Linked DNA regions of Homo sapiens: region 1 is linked to region 2. Evidence: read pairs that join two places in POLR2A ChIA-PET (ENCODE). Cell type or tissue: GM12878. All regions are shown on one strand. Region 1 has its middle 5.1 kb from the start of PRRC2B. Region 2 overlaps MED27 (mediator complex subunit 27).

Evidence for each region. ChIA-PET counts read pairs that join two places held together with the same protein. Peaks named below come from ENCODE experiments on the same cell type or tissue, not always from the same donor. Only the 100,000 strongest peaks of a DNase experiment are listed, where the experiment ranks them.
Region 1: POLR2A ChIA-PET joins it to region 2 with 7 read pairs; 2 of 35 experiments call an interaction of 5 or more read pairs at or near these places.

The regions. Positions count from the first base shown.
Region 1 is chr9:131,386,979-131,390,978 of GRCh38, forward strand. It overlaps a transcript of PRRC2B not described here. Among named protein-coding and RNA genes, the nearest start is that of PRRC2B, 5.1 kb to the right of the region's middle. In GM12878, no CTCF peak of the experiment used is centred here; no DNase peak of the experiment used is centred here.
Region 2 is chr9:131,921,372-131,925,371 of GRCh38, forward strand. All of the region lies in intron 4 of MED27 (mediator complex subunit 27), which reads right to left. Among named protein-coding and RNA genes, the nearest start is that of MED27, 160 kb to the right of the region's middle. In GM12878, no CTCF peak of the experiment used is centred here; a DNase peak (open chromatin) is centred at 1,773.

The DNA.
Region 1 (4,000 bases), 530 kb before region 2:
AAGTTAGGCCTGTCTCTTTCTTTCTTTCTTTCTTTCTTTTTTGAGACAGTCTCGCTCTTGTTGCCCAGGCTGGAGTGCAATGGCACGATCTCGGCTCACCGCCACCTCAGCCTTCCGGGTTCAAGCGATTCTTCTGCCTCATCCTCCCAAGTAGCTGGGATTACAGGCATGCACCACCACGCCTGGTTAATTTTGTATTTTTAGTAGAGACGGGATTTCTCCATGTTGGTCAGGCTGGTCTCGAACTCCCGATCTCAGGTGATCCGCCCGTCTCCGCCTCCCAAAGTGCTGGGATTACAGGCGTGAGCCACCGCGCCCGGCCACCTGTCTCTCTCTCTCTTAGTTTTCTGCCTGTTTTATGTTCCGTGGCAGCTGATTGGATTGTGCCCACCAGATTAAGGGTGGGTCTGCCTTCCCCGGCCACTGACTCAAATGTTAATCTCTTTTGGCAACACCCTCACAGACACACCCAGGATTAATACTTTATATCTTTCAATACAATCAAGTTGACACTCAGTATTAACCATCACAGCAGAGAACCAAATGGACTAAGTCCTTGTCCTCCTGAGCCTTAGACCGATATCTCCCTTGTGCCAGACTTAATCCCTGAGGGATTTGCATCAAATAAGACAGATGCGGTCATCCTGCCTCTCACGGTACTGTCATCTCCTCCACTTCCCAAACTTTGGCAAAGGCTGTGAGGAACAGTGGAGAAGGTAAAGAGCTCACTGCCCCTGTGCCACCACCGAGAGTGTGAAACCTGCCCAGCACTGAGTGGCATGTGCTATAAAGTATAAAATACATGCCGGACTTGAAGACTTCATGTGACCACAAAGAATGTCAGTGATCTCATTTATAATTTTAAAATATTAATTACCTGTTGCAACAGTAATATTTTTGATATAGTAGGCTAAATAAAATTCATTATTAGGCCAGGTGCAGTGGCCCATGCCTGTAATCCCAGCACTTTGGGAGGCCCAGGTGGGTGGATCACTTGAGGCCAGGAGTTCAAGACCAGCTTGGCCAACATGGCAAAACCCCATCTCTACCTAAAATACAAAAAGTTAGCTGGGTGCGATGGCACACGCTATGTAGGAGGCTGAGGCATGAGAATCATTTGAACGCATTGTGGGCGGGGGGCCGAGGTTGCAGTGAGCCGAGATTGCTCCACTGCACTCCAGCCTGGGCAACAGAGCGAGACGCTGTCTAAAAAAAAAAAAAAATCATTATTAAAATTAATTTCATCAACTTTTACTTTTACTTTTTTTTTTTTTTTTTTTAGATGGAGATTCCCTCTTGTTGCCCAGGCTGGAGTGCAGTGGTGCAATCTTGGCTTACTGCTACCTCCACCTCCCAGGTTCAAGCAATTCTCCTGCCTCAGCCTCCCGAGTAGCTGGGATTACAGGCATACACCACCACACCCATCTAATTTTTTGTATTTCGTAGAGATGGGGTTTCACCATGTTGGTCAGGCTGGTCTTGAACTCCCAACCTCAGGTGATCCGCGCACCTCGGACTCCCAAAGTGCTGGGATTACAGACGTGTGCCACCACGCCCAGCACTTTTTTTCTTTTCTTTTCTTTTGAGACAGAGTCTTGCTCTGTCACCAGGCTGGAGTGCAGTGGCGCGATCTTGGCTCACTGCAACCTCCGCCTCCTGGGTTCAAGTGATTCACCTGCCTCATCCTCCTGAATAGCTAGGACTACAGGCACACGCCACTATGCTCAGCTAATTTTTGTATTTTTAATAGAGACAGGGTTTCACCATGTTGGCCAGGATGGTCTCGATCTCTTGACCTCGTGATCCGCCCTCCTTGGACTTCCAAAGTGCTGGGATTACCGCACCTGGCCCCTCCTTTTACCTTTTTTTTTTTTTTTTTTGAGACGGAGTCTCGCTCCGTTGCCCAGGCTGGAGTGCAGTGGCATGATCTTGGCTCACTGCAACCTCCCCCTCCCGGATTCAACCAATTCTCCTGCCTCGTCCTTCCAAGTAGCTGGGACTACAAGTGCATGCCGCCACTCCTGGCAAATTTTTTGTATTTTAGTAGAGATGGGGGTTTCACCATGTTGCCCAGGCTGGTCTCGAACTCCTGAGCTCAGGCAATCCACCCACCTTGGCCTCCCAAAGTGCTGGGATTACAGGTGTGAGCCACTGCGCCTGGCTCCTTTCAATTTTTTTTTTTTTTTTTTTTGAGACAGAGTTTCGCTCTTGTTGCCCAAGCGGGAATGCAGTGCTGGGATCACGGCTTACCACAACCTCCGCTTCCCTGGTGAATCAAGCGATTCTCCTGCCTCAGCCTCCCAAGTAACTGGGATTACAGGCATGCGCCACCATGCCTGGCTCAGTTTTTGTATTTTTAGTAGAGATGGGGTTTCTCCATGTTGGTCAGGCTGGTCTCACACTCCCAACCTCAGGCAATCCGCCCACCTTGGCCTCCCAAAGTGCTAGGATCACATGCATGAGCCACTGTGCCTGGCTGGGCAAGTCACTGAACTTTCTGATGCTCTATTTTCTCGACTGTTAAGTGCAGGTATTCAAAACACCAGGTATGTTTTCTTCCTCTGACACCTTGCTGGATGCTTTGTCCCCATAGTGGTGACAGTAGGGGAAGGGAGGCTGGGCACCCACCTCCAGGCTTGCTGAGGTTTGGAGGCTTTAGTGCATGTGCTTATTTGGCTGGTTTTGTGAGCCGTGTGTTTTGTGTGGTTGGTCAGGAGCCATGATTTTGGCCTCAGTTGTCCAGGCATCCACTTTTCAACCACCATGGAGATTGAGTGCTTACTTTGTGCCAAGCTCTCTTCTCTGCTTGGGGATCCCAGCTGGAGAGACACCACAGTGCTCCCCACCCAATTTTCGCAGGTAGAAACTCTTAGGCACCAAAAGGCTAGCTCTGCTGGTTGGAGACAGAACCAGAACTAAAACCTCGGAACATGGTTGTTTTTTTTTTTGTTTTTTTTTTTTTTGAGATGGAGTCCTGTTTTGTCGCCAAGCTGGAGTGCAGTGGCGATCTTGGCTCACTGCAACCTCCAACTCTTGGGTTCAAGCGATTCTCCTGCCTCAGCCTCCCGAGCGATTACAGGTGCCCGCCACCACGCCTGGCTAGTTTTTGTATTTTTGGTAGAGACAGGGTTTCACCGTGTTGGCCAGGATGGTCTTGATCTCCTGACCTCGTGGTCCTCCCGCCTTGGCTTCCCAAAGTGCTGGGATTACAGGCGTGAGCCACTGCGTCTGGCCTGTGTTTGTTTTATTGACTGTAGTGGCCCTTCTCTGCCCAGTTCAACAGCATGGCCCCAGAGCCTGGCACAGTGAGCACCAGAGTGCAGGTGCCCAGTGAATGAACGGACGAACTTTGATTCCCAGGGCTCTCCTCTGGGCTAAGCACTTTGCAGGGATGGATGACTGCATGCCATTCTCTCCATGAGGATGGTCAGGGAGGTAGGAGATGGCTGAGCTGGATTTGAAGCCAGGTCTCTTCTCTCCCAAGACTCCTAGCTTGCCTTTTTTTTTTTTTTTTTTTTTTTTGAGACAGAGTCTTGCTCTGTCGCCCAGGCTGGAGTGCAGTGGTGTGATCTCAGCTCAGTGCAAGCTCTGCCTCCCAGGTTCATGCCATTGTCCTGCCTCAGCCTCCCGAGTAGCTGGGACTATAGGCGCCCGCCACCACGCCTGGCTAATTTTTTGTATTTTTAGTAGAGATGGGGTTTCACCATGTTAGCCAGGATGGTCTCGATCTCTTGACCTCGTGACCCACCTGCCTCGGCCTCCCAAAGTGCTGGGATTACAGGCGTGAGCCACTGTGCCCTAGCTTTTTTTTTTTTTTTTTTTTTTTGATACAGAGTCTCGCTCTGTCGCCCAGGCTATAGTGCAATGGTGCAATCTCGGCTCACTGCAACCTCCACCTCCCAGGTTCAAGCAGTTCTCCTGCCTCAGCTTCTTGAGTAGCTGGGATTACAGGCACATACCACCAGGCCTGGCTAATTTTTGTATTTTTAGTAGAGACAGG
Region 2 (4,000 bases):
TTCTGGTTTCTTTTACATTTCTTAGTTCACATTCTACTGTAAGAAAGAGCTTTCCTTCATCATCACTGGCCATCAGAGAAATGCAAATCAAAACCACAATGAGATACCATCTCGCACCAGTTAAAATGGCGATAATTAAAAAGTCAGGAAACAACAGGTGCTGGAGAGAATGTGGAGAAATAGGAACACTTTTACACTGTTGGTGGGACTGTAAACTAGTTCAACCATTGTGGAAGACAGTGTGGCAATTCCTCAAGGATCTAGAACTAGAAATACCATTTGACCCAGCCATCCCATTACTGGGCATATACCCAAAGGATTATAAATCATGCAGCTATAAAGACACATGCACACGTATGTTTACTGCGGCACTATTCACAATAGCAAAGACTTGGAACCAACCCAAATGTCCAACGATAGACTGGATTAAGAAAATGTGGTACATACACACCATGGAATACTATGCAGCCATAAAAAAGGATGAGTTTCATGTCCTTTGTAGGGACATGGATGAAGCTGGAAACCATCATTCTGAGCAAACTATCGCAAGGACAGAAAACCAAACACTGCATGTTCTCACTCATAGGTGGGAACTGAATAATGAGAACACTTGGACACAGGGTAGGGAACATCACACACCGGGGCCTGTCATGGGGAGGGGGGAGGGGGAGGGATAGCATTAGGAGAAATACCTAATGTAAATGACGAGTTAACGGATGCAGCACACCAGTGTGGCACATGTATACATATCTAACAAACCTGCACATTGTGCACATGTACCCTAGAACTTAAAGTATAATAAAAAATAAAATAAAATAAAATAATAAAAATAAAAATAAAAAAAGAAAGAGCTTTCCCACAGCTATTGTTAAAGAAATGAGCAATATACCGTGAGCTATTCTTACACTGATAGCTTTCAATTTTTTACCATGTATTTACTTAAATCAGTGTGGACTCAAGGATTACTACTGTATTCAATGGACTGTAATCCATTATGAGTGTTATTTATTTTGGTGTTCAATTGTCCTGGGTTTGGTGAGTAGGAGGCTCCTTTCAACTGGCTTCTGTGTCTTTTTTTTTTTTTTTTGAGACACAGTCACACTCTGTCACCCAGGTTGGAGTGCAGTGGCACGATCTTGCCTCACTGCAACCTCCACCTCCCAGGTTCAAGCAATTCTCCTGCCTCAGCCTCCTGAGTAGCTGGGATTACAGGCATGCACCGCCACACCCAGCTAATTTTTGTATTTTTATTTTTATTTTTTTCTTTTCTTTTATTATTATTATACTTTTAGTTTTAGGGTACATGTGCACAATGTGCAGGTTTGTTACATATGTATACATGTGCCATGTTGGTGTGCTGCACCCATTAACTCGTCATTTAGCATTAGGTATATCTCCTAATGCTATAATTTTTGTATGTTTAGTAGAGACGGGGTTTCGCCATGGTGGCCAGGCTGGTCTCAAACTCCTGACCTCAAGTGATCCACCATTCTCGGCCTCCCAAAGTGCTGGGATTACAGGCGTGAACCACCGTGCCCAGCCTGTGTCCTTTGATGTGTCCCTATCATTCTTTGGGCACTTCCTTACTTTCCGGCACAGCAAGATGCTCTAGGCTCATCTTTTCCTGCTCCTGTTCTGGAATCAGCCACTTCTCCAAGGAGTTCCTATTAGTGAGAATGATATTTAGAAACTAATATGTGGATGATAGTTGTGCTCACTGTTGCTGGGGTCTCACTGCTTCTAGACCTTCTCAGCAGACAGAATTGGGAAACGTGCACTCCTGTGTACAGACACATCTATATCTATTTCTACATCCATACATTAAAAACAATCCATTGATACTGATACTTCCAATCGCAGTCCAACACACTGAGGGTTGACTTTTGGCATTCTACTTTCCATCTTTATAACTTCTCTCTCCAAAGGGATGAAACTTGGCTCCCATTATCCACAATTTATTTCCGTATTTGCTCAAACCTAGAATACACATAGTTTCAGAATCACTAATCCAAACCACTGTGAAAAACCAGCCAACCAACTGAAGTTTAATATTAGTTCACAGTTATTATAATCCCTAGCTTAAGGGTTTAGGGTCAAAATGTCAAGTTCAAAGGTTACTAGTGTTAGTTCTCTATCCCTCTCCTATCCCCTAAGGCATGGTCACATTATTCAATTGAAATACATTTCAATTTACTTGTTTTGCATTCTTCTTTTTTAAAATCTTGTCCAGTTTATTTACTTTTTCAAGTATGTGAAACATTCACATGTTCTAACAGTCAGAACTACATAAGAAGGTATGCTCAGAGTCAGGCCTCCCCAACACACACCTGCTTTCCTCTATTCCCCGCTCCTCACCTGTGACATGCCTTTCCCATCTACCCACCCATAACCAATTTCTCTGCTTCAGGTTTCTCTTTCCTGTGTTGTTTCCCCAGTAGAAATGAGCAGATAAGGGTATTTTATATCTCCCTTTTTCCAGAAAAAGTAAGCGTATTAAGGATACTCTTGCATTTTGCTTTTTTTCTATTAACAATATATCCTGGCAATCACTGCATGTGAGTCATAGAGGTCTTTCTCATTCTTTTCTGAAGATGGAAAAAAAAGTGATGTGGCTCCATTGTGCGAGTGTATCATAATGTATTCAATCACACGCCTCTGCACAGGCATTTCGGCTATTTCCAATATTCTACAATTACAAACAAGCTTCAGTTAATAGTGGTATATATGTATTTTCATATATTGCTGGAAGTGTGATGTACATAGTTTTCTTAGACATTGCCAAAGTCCCTTCAAAACAGTTGGATGAATCTGCATTCTCATTAGCAAGGTATGAGAGGGCGTTTCCCCACAGCCTTTACCAACAGAACCTGTTGTTATGTTTTTTTAATTTTTGCCAATCTGGTAGGTGAGAAATGGTACCTCAGTGCAATTTTAATTCGCATTTCCCTAATTATGGGTAAGGTTGAACATCTTTTCATCTGTTTAAGTATCTCATATATATATTTAAAATTTGGTGAATTGTCTGTTTCTTTTCCTCATTTTCTATCCCATTTTTGGTGTTTTACCCTATATTTTTATGATTTAAAAAATAATTTTAGGGATATTAGTCCTGTCTGTAATGTATGTTGCAAATATTTTCTCCCAGCTTGGCTGTCTTTTGATTTTCTAATGATGTTTTTGACCATCTGAAGGTGTTTTTCCTTTTTATGACTGAGGCCCTACTGACCTGAGATGCCACCTGCATCATACTCAATTTCCACATGTACTTGGGTCTATGTCTAGGCTATTTTATTCTACTAGCCTGTTTGTCTACTTATGAGCCAGTACTGCACTGTTCTAATGATACAGGTTTTAGGGTATGTTTTAATGCTTGACAGGGCTAGCTCCCTTGGTAGCTTTTCTTTTTGTGGTGTTTTCCTATCCTTTAATGCATACCTATTTTTCCACATCATCACCACCTTTAAAAAGCTTTCAATAAGTGTGTTAAATTAATTCATATTTATTGATATGACTGATATGTGTGGTCTCAACTTGGTCATATCATTCTATAGTTATGTGTGTAATATTTTCAGTGTTTCTTTCTCTAGGTGATATTTTCTTTGCTTGTTTATTTATTTAGGTCTACATTTTTGTTCTCACGCTTACCCAATAGATGACAGGAACATCACTTTCCCCAGGTTGTGGCAATTAAAAATATCTCTAGGCCTTGCCAAATGTCTGCTGGGAGGCAAAAATCACTCCCAGTTAAGAACCACTGTCCTAAACCAAGCAATTCCACTCCTAGGAATAGATCCAAGAAAAACTGTAGCCCACGGGTACTATGGAATACGAACAAGAATGTTCTGAGCAGGACTGTTTATTTGATTATTTTATTCTTATTTTTTTGTGGGTACATAAGAGTTGTATATATTTATGGAATACATTAGATGTTTTGATACAGGCATGCAATGCATAATAACCGTATCATGGAGAATGGGGTGTCTTTCCCCTCAAGCATTTA